Linked DNA regions of Homo sapiens: region 2 is linked to region 1. The links are chromatin contacts, found by Hi-C or POLR2A ChIA-PET in ENCODE. All regions are on one chromosome and are shown on one strand. Each heading gives the region's core, a stretch centred on a gene start or an enhancer-like site at or near the end of the contact. The rest is flanking DNA. Distances are from core to core; before and after follow the strand shown.

Region 1 (6,297 bases), core at 1,421-3,920:
GTGTGGTTCGAATAAATTTGTTGGGAAGTGAATGTTTGCAGTAGAAGAGTATAAGCAGATATAAACATCAGAACCTTTACGATTAAATCAACAGAACGCCATTGAAATGTTCTATATCAATGAAGAATGGCTTTAAAGTACAATGCTTTAGTAAACACAGACCCTCACTTTAATCAGTAATTTTAAACTTCCCTTTCACCAAACATTTCACGAATGCCTGCCAGCATGAGATATAATCGGTTAATGTAAGGTTCACCCTCTTCTCCTTTGTCTCCACTATACACATATTTTGAAAATGGAAAGACAAAAAAATGGAAACCAGGGTATTTACAAACGTAATTATTAGCACCACAAAGATCCATAATTCCCATTATTTTATACGTATATTGGAAATGGTTTGTAGCTGCATATGATACCAATACGTATTCACTCCTATCAAAAGATAACAGTCACACCTAAAGGCACATTTCTGTGAAAGCCATTTCACAAAACAGGAAAAAAACTGAATTTTGAAATGATAGAGCTTTGCGTCCTTCTGCCAGGTGTTTTATTTTTATCACATAGTTTCTGTAAGAGAAATTTAGGCACAAATAGTCTTTCTCAATTAGGCCAGCTGGTGGCGGTGTTGACTGCATACCAGAACAGCCTAAACCTGGCAAGAGCTTCTCATTGTTTCAGAAGAGTATTTCCCAAGAAATACAAATGAGTTCATCTTATCTGTGTTTTGAAACTTTCAAAGATATTATTCCCTCATATCAGCGACTACTGTGAACTCCCTTTGTAAAGCCTGATGATCCGTCTATTTCTCTTGGCTCTGTGTACAGCATTCAAGAGACAGGACGTGTTTCATTTCCAAGGCTTAGTTAATCGATGGATATACATTTTATCTGTTCACAGCTAGCACCACTGTTTACCTTGCCCATGACAGGGCTTTGAAACTACATGGGAATTTTCCTATAAGCAGAAGAAAGGGCAACATCTGCATGAGAGAAACACAAGTTTATATTCGGAGTTAGAAACATTAAAATCGTCCAGGCCGCTGTCAGATTAATGTGTATACAGACCCACTCTGGGTATGCAAATCAGGATCTTCCCACGAACTTCTCTTTAATTGTGCTTTTACTTGATATGTCCTTATCTGTGTGTGTGTGTGTAATCTGCCTACTTAATGGAACAATCTCTGACACCAGGGCTTTGAATCATGCCAACAAGATAAACTGAAACCGATCATATTGTCAAAGAGGCATTTATAAATGTAAATACTTCTGTATAATCTGAATAAAATTTTCTCTTTCTTTATTACCAAAGTTCTCAGGTTTACTTACATGCTCCTCTCCTCTCCATATGCATTGCTGAGTTAGTTGTTCATTCCTTTTCTGTAGAATAGAGTTGGCAAATTTTTCTTAAAAGATCAGATCATAAATATTTCAGGCTTTGGGGACCAAGAGGTAAAGTCGAGACTATTACGTGGGCACCTACATAACCACTTAAAAACGTAAAAGCCATTCTTAACTCAAGAGTAGTACCAGATGCAGAGGAAGGACAGATTTGGCCTTGCAGGCCAAAGTTTGCCAATCATCTTCTAGAGAATAAATTCTATCATGGGATGTATGTATATTTTTCCAGTAAAATCCACAAAGACTGGCAGAAAAAAAGACTCTAGCCTGTATATGATGTTAAAATTTTTCTAGTTAAAAATTTTCCAATTTAAAGCTACATATTAGAATTTGATACTAATCATTTATACTTTTTAAAAATGCATACTATTATCACTAAGAAATAAAAATCCTGGACCTGAGATCAGAAAATTTGGCCCAAGAGACACTCATAATGCTGCACAATGGGCTGTGTGTGGCGACAGGGGCAAGAGAAGACAACCAGAAACACCCCCAAATAAATAACCATAATGCTGTGCACAACATACCAAGCACAGCAGGCAATTTTCAGTAACCACCTTATAGCGTGTTTTAAAACTTAGTGTTGACAACACAACATTTTTTTCTTCTTATCGTTAAACATTTTTAGTTTTATTTGTTTTAACTGACTAATAACAATTATACATATTCATGGAGTTCATAATGATGTTTCAATACATATAAAGTGAGTGATCAGATCAGGGTAATCAGCATTTCCATCATCTCAAACATTTATCATTTCTTTGTGTTGGGGACATTTCATAGGCACCAATACCTTAAATTTTAAATTTAGAATTTATATATTTTTGACAATTATTAGCACTGTAGGTTTTCAAGAAAAGATCCCCCTTCTTGCAGACTTGGGACTGTGCAGGGAGCGCTCCGGAGGCCAGGACAAAGGGTATCAGCGATGGGCTGGTGTTGATGTCTCTTCCCTGGAGATCTGAGAGAATGAGGAACTAATCTGTTGAACTAACTTAGAATGAATCATGAGTTTTGGGTTCACACTTTGTTTTTTTTTTTCCTTTCACCAGCAGCATAGGGTATTTTGCAAACTAGATTAGCTAGTAGAAAAGGAATGGCATGAAATAACAGACTCACTCAATAATTATTTGACTTTGCAATATGGTCAAAAATATTCTCAGAAGCTTACTTTTTGAAAATGAAGAAAAGAAACTTGATATGCCTGCATGCTGGGCCCTGACTTAGAGCTAATAGGGACCTTCAATATCATCCAGTTCAGCCCTCTTAGTTCACAGGTGAGTAAATGACAGCCCAGAGCACTTGAGTGGCTTGCCCAAGGCCACACAGCAAGGAACTAGCTATTCCAGGCTGATGCGTAATCAATCTACTTAACAGCAAACTTTCTAGCTCCAGGGACAGAACCAAAAGCAAGTTATTTTTCTTGAAATGAATGGGTCTTTACTTAGACTCACAAGGTAAGAGTAAAATATGAGCTATTTTGAATGCTTTCCAGCATTGTCCAGAAACCCAATAAAAATGGGAATTAAGGGATACAACTCTCACTACTACTCCAGATAGGATAGGTGCAAGCTGTGGAGAGCCGGGGGTTCGGGGGGAAGTGGGAGGTGGGTGGGGGTTTGAGAGCTGGCCTGCAGATGCCCAGGAACCTGAACCCTGCCTCCTCCAGTGGTCACCAGCCACACTGTGTCTGAGGGTCTCCAATGCTGGCAGAGACCTGCAGCCTCTGTCATCGCCTCAGACTGTACCATTCAGCAGCCACCGGGCCCTCCCTTTTGTGGAATCAAAGGGAAGCATCAGGAGAGACCAGGCATCTCAAAGCTGGGCTCTCCAAACATCACGAGATCAACTCCTTAAACATAGGAAGCCAAGCCTCTCGCCCTTCACATTTAAACATCTCAAACTGCTGCGTTCTAATCAAGTCAAGCAGCCAATGTTGTTTTTAACATTTAGAGTCTCTACTTTATGGGACACTGTGATCCATACAATAAATTTTTATCACAAGCTGGCATTTGCTCAACAGGTTCCTGGCTACTGAAGTGGATTACCCTTGGGCCCTCTATCAAGATGGCTTCATGTCTGGATTCCAGGTGACTTGGATAGTTTTCACTCTACTAAACCACACTACCTATAACGCACCTGATCTCCCTTGAGTGTCAGAGTTGGACATCCTGCCCTGTAGCACCATAACGACAAGAGAACCCAATCTTGTAGAGTCAGTGTGATGGTCTGGGGACATAGGAAATGCCTCTTTCTACACAGAAGGAAGATTATATTACGTAGTCCTGGTGAGTTTTTTCCCCATAATTGTCATCCAACATAAACGTCAGTCTCCATACATACGGCCAACAAACACGTGAAGAAATGCTCAGCATCACTGATCACCAGAGAAATGCAGGTCAAAACCACAATGAGACACCATCTCACACCAGTCAGAATGGCTATGGTTAAAACGTCAAAAAAATAACAGATGCCGGTGAGGCTGCAGAGAAAAGGGCATGCTTATACACTGCTGGTGGGAATGCAAATTAGTTCAGCCCCTGTGGAAAACAGTTTGGAGATTTCTCAAAGAAGCAAAAATAGAATTACCATTCAACCCAGCAACCCCATGACTGGGTATACACCCAAAGGAAAATAAATCACAAAAGACACCTGCCCTTGTATGTTTATCACAGCACTGTTCTCAACAGCAAAGACATAGAAACAACCCAGGTGACTATCAATAGTAGATTGGATAAAGAAAATGTCAGCCGGGCGCGGTGGCTCACGCCTGTAATCCCAGCACTTTGGGAGGCCGAGGCGGGTGGATCACGAGGTCAGGAGATCGAGACCATCCTGGCTAACAGGGTGAAACCCCGTCTCTTTTAAAAAACACAAAAAAATTAGCCGGGCGTGGTGGCGGGCGCCTGTAATCCTAGCTACTCGGGAGGCTGAGGCAAGAGAATGGCATGAACCTGGGAAGTGGAGCCTGCAGTGAAGCCGAGATCACACCACTGCACTCCAGCCTGGGCGACAGGGCGAGACTCCTCTCAAATAAATAAATAAATAAATAAGAACGAAAAAATATCAAACTTATACACCACGGAGTACTACAAAGTCACAAAAAAGAATGAACACGTCCCCTGAAGCAACATGGATGCAGCTGGAGGCCATTATCCTAAGCGAATTGACACAGAAACAGAAAACCAAATACTTCATGTTCTCACTTCTTTTTTTTTTCTTTTGAGACAGGGTCTTGCTCTGTCTCAAAAGCCCAGCCCAGGCTGCGGTGCAGTGGTGTGATCACAGCTCACTGCAGCCTCAATCTCTCAGGATCAAGCAATCCTCCCACCTCAGCCTCCAAAGTTGCTTGGACTACAGGTGTATGCCACCATGCCCAGGTAATTTTTTAAAAATTTTGTAGAGACAGTGTCTTGCCATGTTGCCCAGGCTAGTCTCAAACTCCTGGGCTCAAGTGGTCCTCCCACCTTGGCCTCCCAAAGTGCTGGGATTATAGGCATGAGCCGCCACACCCGGCCTGTTCTCACTTATAGGCTAAACCAATGTTTAGCTTCACCACAAAAGGACATGAAGACGGGAAAAATAGACACTGGGGACTCCAAAAGGAAGGAAGCTGGGGGCATGGGCTGAAAAACTACTCATCGGGTACTATGTCTGCTACTCGGGCAATGGGATCATTAGAAGCCCAAACCTCAGCATCACACAATATACCCTTGTAACAAACCTGCACCTGTGCCCCCGAATCTAAAATAAAAAGTAAAATTGAAAAACAAATACATACATAAATAAACAAAATGGAAAAAAAAAGAAATGTCAATCTCCCCTTCAAAATGCAAGGTTAGGACATTTTCTCAGCTGACTACTGAGCTCCCAAGGTTTTTATTTTAAACTAAATTTAATGTTGACAAATATTTACAACTATTTCCATTTGGATGCTGTATATACTCTATACTACTGTAGCTGTTATTAAGAATATTATGTCTATCATTTTTCTCCAAAAATTTCAGAATGTTCTATTAAATCCTAACACAAATTTCCCTCAACCCTACATTGCCCCATAATCCTTATCTTGGGTGTTCCTCAAATATAACAAAAGAGGCTAAGGTACACAGCCAGCCAGAGCAGGCAACGCGATTATGAATGCAGGGTCCTCTGACACCGCAGGAGACAGTCCCCCACCCCCGGTATGCATTTAATATTACAATTCCATTTGCAGAATAGATCTCTCCCTACTAAATTTGCAGGATTGGTGTCAGAGAACAGGAAGAGCCCAAAGGTTGTGGTTAAGGGCTGAGAGACACAAAAAGCCTATGGATTACTTGAAATCCCAATGACTTGTGAGTTGTTACCGTGAGGAGGTTGAACAAAGGCAGCAGGGTTCAATGTATAAAGAGTGTCTACTAGCAGCTGATGAGGACGGCCATCTGCAGTTAAGCTAATTCATCTTGAGTGTTTAAGCATAACAGGACATCATGCCCTTTGTCCTTCTACACAACTCCTTCATTGATATGAATCAAGGAATTTTTGTCATTTTTTTCTGTTCTCTGTGTGTGTGTGTGTGTGAGCGCGCACGCGCATGTGTGTGTAAGATGGGAAGATCTTTCCAGTTTAAGATATCCCAAAGTGTCCTTGTCCATAGGTGGTTGACTGGGGAGTGGGCTACCCAGCTGTTTGATCTGCAGGGCCACAGTTTACTTTGGATCTTGCCTCGTTTTTGTTCTAAAGCCCTTGCAACATGCTGTGCCTGGTGTTGTTGCTCATCTCAGGTGGCTATTCTCCATGCTCATTTCTGTTTTTGAATTAGGTCTCCAACTTCAGGTTCAATTCCATTGACAAAGCCAGATGAAAGGGCTGTTGCTCCCTCAGCACCTCTGTAACGCTCAGCTGTCATCCAAAGTTG
Region 2 (6,297 bases), core at 2,222-4,721, 45 kb before region 1:
TTCTGCCACAATCAAAAGCTCCCTCAGGCCCTCACCAGAAGCAAGTGTCAGCACCATACTTCTTATACAGCCTGCAGAACCAGGAGCCAATTAGACCTCTTTTCTTTACAAATCACCCAGCCTCAGGTATTTCTTTATAGCAACACAAGAACAGTCTTACTCAATAGAATTGAAGAGAGTTGGGGGCCTTGCTCTGGATTAGGCTTTGGCTTATGGGAATGTGGTGGCTGGTTTGATCTTCTATTCAGACCACTCAAACTTTCTCCCTATCAGCACTAAGGCTGTTTTGTTTTCTTATCATTCATGTGTTCACTAGAGTAGGACTTTTAACTTTTCAAGAACTTTTTCTTTGCATTCACAACTTGGCTTGTTTGACATAAGAGGCCTAGCTAGCTTTCAACCTGTCTGGGCTTTCAACATGCCTTCCTCACACTCTTAATAATTTCTAGCTTTTAATTTAAAATTAGAGACATGCAACTTTTCCTTTCACTGGAACACTTAGAAACCATTGTAGGCTTAGTGATTGGCCTAATTTCAATATTATTGTATCTTGGGGAATAGGGAGGCTTGAAGAGAGGGAGAGAAATGAAGGAGACGCTGGTTGGTGGAGCAGTCAGAACACACACGACATTTATCAATTAAATTTGCCATCTTATATGGGCATGGTTCATGAAGCTCCAAAACAATTACAATAGTAACATCAAAGATCACAGATTACCACAACAGATATAATAGTCATAAAAACGTTCAAAATATTGTAAGAGTTACCAAAATGTGACACAGAGACACAAAGTGAGCACATGCTGTTGGAAAAACAGTGCTGATAGACTTGCTCAACACAGGGTTGTCACAAACCTTCAATTTCTAAAAAAAATACAATATCTGTGAAGTGCAATAAAGCCACAATAAAACAAGGTGTGCCTGAATACAAATGATGGTATTTACACATATAATGAATATTCCTGTGTATGCCTATTCATGTATATATATTTTTAGTCAATCTCATCCTATGGAATCCCTTTAATCCCCACTTCTAGTCCCAATTCTAGGACTTAGAGTCCTAAGGGGTAGCTGTGGAAGCATCAGATACACAGTCACTATGGTAGCCTGTCTCTTGTGTAGTTCCCTGCCAGCAGCCATGTGAGTGCACCATCCTGAAGTCAGGTCCTCCAGCCCCAGTCAGGCCTTCAGATGACCACAGCCCCCAATACTATGAGGAGAGATCCTATCATGAGAGATCCTGAGCCAGAACCATCCAGCTAAACTGCTCCTCAACTTCTGATCCACAGAAACTATGGATTAATAAACTCGTATTGTTGGTTTAAGCCCAAGATTTGGAGTAATTTATTATGCAGATAACAAATATACTGGCTTTAAATCAGACAATATAACCTAAACCCAGTCTCTATCACTTACTGGATAATGGCCTTGGGAATCACACTTTATCTCTTATTTATAAATTATTTAAAATGGAAATAATATTACCTACCTCAAAGCATTGCTTTAAAGAGTAAATGTGATCATATAGCACAGGGTCAGCATTCCTTGGGTGACTAATTCATTTCAGTTTCTCATTTTTAGCACCAGAAGTGCAGCATCTGGAGAAGCCCCTCAATCCTGGGAAGACTGGGATAGTTGCTTATCCTAGTATTCATTGAAAACTGGATGAAGGTGAAAGGCGTCAGTGGCATATAGAAAATCAAGAAAGCCTAGAAACACCAGATGAACTTACCCCATCCCCTACTTACCTACACATGAAGAGATGTCCTGGCTATAGATTGTATCATCGTATCTGCGAGACCTGGATTCCCAGGTCTTGGGAATACAATGAGGTTGCTTCTTAGACATTCGGCAGTGCCTCTGGAGACTCCTGGCCTGCTGAGGAGCTCTGCTGCCTCCGTCACTCTGGTCTTGCAGTGGAGACTCCGGGTATTGCCATGAGCATGCTTCCTGAAGAATGAGACAGGGCCTGCACTGGAAACAATGCCAGTCTAGAACATCGTATCAGACACTGCTGAAGGATTTTGGGGCACTGACAGGGAAGTGCACCTCAACCAGTGCTAGAAATGGCTACTCTTACACCCAAACCTGACCTTGGAGGCCCTTACCAGGCAGGCTCCCTGGCCAGCCTTCAGTCAGCCTCCAGGGACCCCTAAGATCTCCCAGCCCCTTAGAGTCCACATGCTATGGGACACACCTCCCTCCATTCTGCCTGGAGGTCTCACCTCCAGACCTCCTTGCACTCTGCGCATCTCCACCAACCCACTCCACACATGACTGGTGCCTTCTTGTCCTTCAGGTCTATGCTGAGCCACTGCTTCCTTTTAGAATGTCCCCCAAGACCCAGGGATGGGTCCCAAACCTTGTCCTGGAGGTGGTGCATTGCAGGCCATGGCATGGGTGCCCCTTTGCTTGTCTGCCCCCACTACCACCTGCCAGCAGCCTGCTTGAGCTCAGGACTGTCCTTGTTCACCCTTCTCTTTTCAGTGTCACCACGGTGCCTGCCACATAATAGATGCTCAATAAATAACTGCCAGTTAAATGAATAAATGGCTTTCATTCCACTTTGCTCAATTTTCCAAAGACTGAGAGCTGGGAAGAGTCAAATGCTCCTTCTGCTCCTTCAAGGCCACAGTTTGCTCTGGCTAATGAGCCAGCCACGGGAAGAGGGAGCAAGGACTGGAGTGCTCATCCTCACACAGGATGCATAGTGGTGCACAGCAACAGCACTTCAGCATCCAGGAGTGCCTGTCACAAAGCAAGGGCAGGAGTGGTCATGGCTCTTAAAGGATGTCAGGGGATGTAGTTCTCTGGCTACACTGCTCACTTAGGAAGTCAGGGATAAAAGTAACAAGCTCTGAATGAGTTTTCTTGCTTTTGCAAAACAATATGACACAGACCTGGACTGGGCCATTTGGTAAACTCCAGTGCTGATGGACTCCTGTGACAGGGAGCTTCAGCCTGCAACGACTGAACTGCCCACCTGCAGGTGCAAGCACAGGTAGTGGGTAGTCTGGTGACACGCCAGGGGACGATGCTCAGGCAGTACAGAGGCAGCTAGCCTCGGGGCCATGCCGGGAAGCAGGAGCGAGCGAGGCCATGGCAGCCTGGGCTCCTTGCCAGGGGCTCCTACTTCATGCATCATGTGTCTCGTTGGAGAGAAGAATGTCTTCCAGGAATCCCGGTCACCTCAACATCTGGTTTAGTGCTTTTTCCTCCAGCCCAAATAAAGTGACTTGTTACTTTCAAAATCAGGTCCAAGTAAACAGAGGGGAAGGGTGTTTCCACAAACAGACTTCGTTCCATCTGGTAAACAAGAGAAAAAAAGGGTTGGAGGGCAAAGTGAAGCCTTGCGAAGGGCAGCAGAATGGAGTGGGCAGCCTGCAGGATATTTGCGGTGAGTGCAACATGCTGAAATCCAGGCTCTGAGACAGCTTGTCTGCTGGGCTGCTGAACAGGGAGGGAAGAAACTGCATGCTAATGAGCTATTTGCTATGACGTGGCTGCTATGGGGAGGTAAGCACTATCCCGTATGTGATTCTCCAAGACAGCACTGTGACCAACACACATAAAGTGTCAGGCTGAACAGCTGCAGCCGCCCTTGGGGTTGAGGGAAGGGCTCTTGTAACATTAATTGAATGCCCTTATGCTTTTACATGTTTTCTTTAATGCAATCCTTGCAACAAAGCTGTAAAGAGGAATTATCATCCCTGCTTTATTAATTAGACTAAGCAACTTAAGTGCACACAACTAGTAAATTCAGAACCATGATCCGAACCTGGAGCTCCTACCATTGTTCTGTAGTGCGAGGTGCCACCTTCAGACTACGGCCTCTGCATTACTGTCTTAGACACTTTCCACACGAGGGCTGAGTAACTTTGTTTTCTAGTTTAATGGTGATTTCAATAGGTCCATAGCCAATCACAGCAAGCTATTGATGAGAACATTCTCAGTGAGCATAAACCCCTGGGCCAACCACTCTGCTTCACATTTGCAATCCTGCCTCCTCCTACATTGGGATTTAGCACATTTTCCACAAGGTGGAGCATCGAGGTAACTACATAAAACTCACACTCACTTATGCTTTTTTTTTTTTTTTTCGAATTTGAAAATCCAAATTCCCCATCTGCTCACAAAGTCTTGTCTGGAATTAACCAGACAGAATGATAGCCTCACATTATAGAGTGGGTGCCCAGTTAAGGAAGCAAGTTGAATTTACAGCGGTAACCTTTGCTTGCCAGGAAAGTCATCCAACTGGGGTTGGAAAACCAGTCCTCAAATCTTGAGTATTAATTGGACCTTTGGCCAAAGCAATCACTCTATCAGCCAATTAAGGTCCTTGGAGCAAGAGCATACTGTCACTCAGAGCCAACACAGGCAGCTTAAGCCCTGGTCACAGACCATTTCTTTCCCTCTGCCGCCAAACCCATGCCTTTGCCCCTTTGTCTCCAGTGACTCGAGTTTCCCTTCTTCCGTCTGCAAGCAAAATTAGAGGGCTTTAGAGCTCTCCAGGACCCAGCTACCTATGAGTATTTTAAAAAGAAGCCACAGCTAATCTATTGAAATTTGTAAAGTTTGTGAATTTTCAGTGAGGGTCATCAGGGAGTTTGTTTCCTTCTGGAAAGAGACAAAGAGAAGTGGGAACCAAGAGGAGTGGGAATTTGGAGACCAGCTGATGGGATGGAATTGCGTGGAAGACATGCCAACTTCTCACCATCTTTCTTTCCAGTGTGAAAAGGAACACGTATTCAACACCTGCACTCTTTCTGTTACTGTTTTCGGCATCATATTGACTAGTATGTTCCAATGGCACTCATGTTTCCAATGAGTGTGAACCATCGCTCACTGGAAAGACACATATAGACACTCTGGTGTCCATGGGTATAGGTTGGAATCCAGGCTCTGTCACTTTCTAGTTATAAAATTCTGGACAAGAAACTTACACTCTCAAAGCTTCCATGCTGCCAACCTTAGGTTGCCAAAAGGTTTACATGAAAATTATTTCACACAGTTAACACATGGTATGTACTCAATAAATGTTAGTCACTATTGTTATTGTTATCTGCTGGCCATTTTTCCAAATCCTCTCTCACTCAGAGACTCCTCTCCATTTAAAAAAAAAAAGTATAAAATTGGACATTTCTGTGGGCCCCAAATCTGTATATTTTCTAACTTAGACCAGTGGCAAGCTTGTACTAGGATACATGGGACCAAGCCAAGCTCTCCAGAGAGTCTCTGGTGAATTACAATGTGGATGCTAAGCCCCACATATAGGAAGCAGAAAGTCTTTTTTGATATATGACCAGGAAAATGGAGAATTGAGGCAATCGCAATAAAGTTTTGACTCACTTGAGATATCCCAATCATTGAGGAAAAAAAAGTATTCTGTGGACTTAATTATCTGAAAAATTGCTTCAAGCTTCCAGGGAATCCTGTAGACAGTGAAATGATTGACATGACTTCCCCACAGCACATGATTTGTATGGCCGCCCACAAAAGCAAGAATAACCAGTCAGTGAAAGACTGAATTGGTAAAAAGCTAGAGGAACATTCCCCAACCAAGAGTTATCAGCTCCCAGGGCTCCCTGGAGCAAGAAGTCACCAACTGACAGAGTGGCCATCCTGCAGGACAGTGTGGTTTGGCCACCTGCATCAAAACCAAGTGTGATGCTCAAAAGCACAGAAAGATTTCATCTTGACTTTTCTAACATTATTCCTGACAGTTATCTGAGATTTGGGACCGCTGGTTTTATCTAAGAATAACTGAGTAGCTACCACAATGACAATTCATGGAGTAGTCTCAGAATTCTTCACTTCCAAGATAAACATGAAGAGGCTTATGGAAAAAAGAAATCTTTCCTGTCCATTTCACCTACATTTCTTGGCTTCCTACGTGCTTTGTGAGATATCCCTCACATTTACACTTCTCAACTATTGCTCCCTTCTCCCCATTGGCCCTGGCCGTTAAACCGATAATGATGGCACAGTGTCCTTTCAGACACATTTTTATTGAGGTCCCACTGTCTAAGTGAAGTGGGTGTGCCGAGGGCACTGGGTTGAGACTGCACATTGGAAAGCATCTCAGTGCTGATAACCTCCCAGTGCCTTGTGACAAAGCAATGGGTTTACCATCAGGTCCAAGTAATGTGCCAGAAACGTTCAGGACCTTAGCAGAAAAGAGAGAAAATTATCTTCAAGGCAAGGAGACCCATGAGAGCAGACTTCAATATGTAAAATCAATCAGAAGGGATAGATGTGCCAAGGCTTGTCCCTGGGCTCCAGGTGATCCAGCCACCC

The links. A loop is a pair of places that touch in the nucleus more often than their neighbours do. ChIA-PET counts read pairs that join two places held with the same protein, here RNA polymerase II (POLR2A).
Region 2: a loop to region 1 is called in a map of endothelial cell of hepatic sinusoid, with 4 times the contacts of the local background. The contact joins two enhancer-like sites. A Hi-C loop is called at or near these places in 1 of 168 maps with a recorded cell type or tissue (endothelial cell of hepatic sinusoid). POLR2A ChIA-PET finds 5 or more read pairs at or near these places in 2 of 52 experiments (CD8-positive, alpha-beta T cell and OCI-LY7).

Annotation. Positions count from the first base shown.
Region 1 is chr6:2,348,400-2,354,696 of GRCh38, reverse strand. The region is part of intron 4 of GMDS-DT (GMDS divergent transcript); the gene reads right to left. Among named protein-coding and RNA genes, the nearest start is that of GMDS-DT, 110 kb to the right of the region's middle. Within about 2 kb of position 2,670, at least 2 of the 41 ENCODE cell types and tissues checked have a DNase peak (open chromatin) inside an H3K27ac peak, as active enhancers do.
Region 2 is chr6:2,394,230-2,400,526 of GRCh38, reverse strand. It overlaps GMDS-DT (GMDS divergent transcript), which reads right to left. Exons shown (of 7, transcript NR_046229.1): 5 at 1,749-1,950; 6 at 1,490-1,661. Among named protein-coding and RNA genes, the nearest start is that of GMDS-DT, 150 kb to the right of the region's middle. Within about 2 kb of position 3,471, at least 2 of the 41 ENCODE cell types and tissues checked have a DNase peak (open chromatin) inside an H3K27ac peak, as active enhancers do.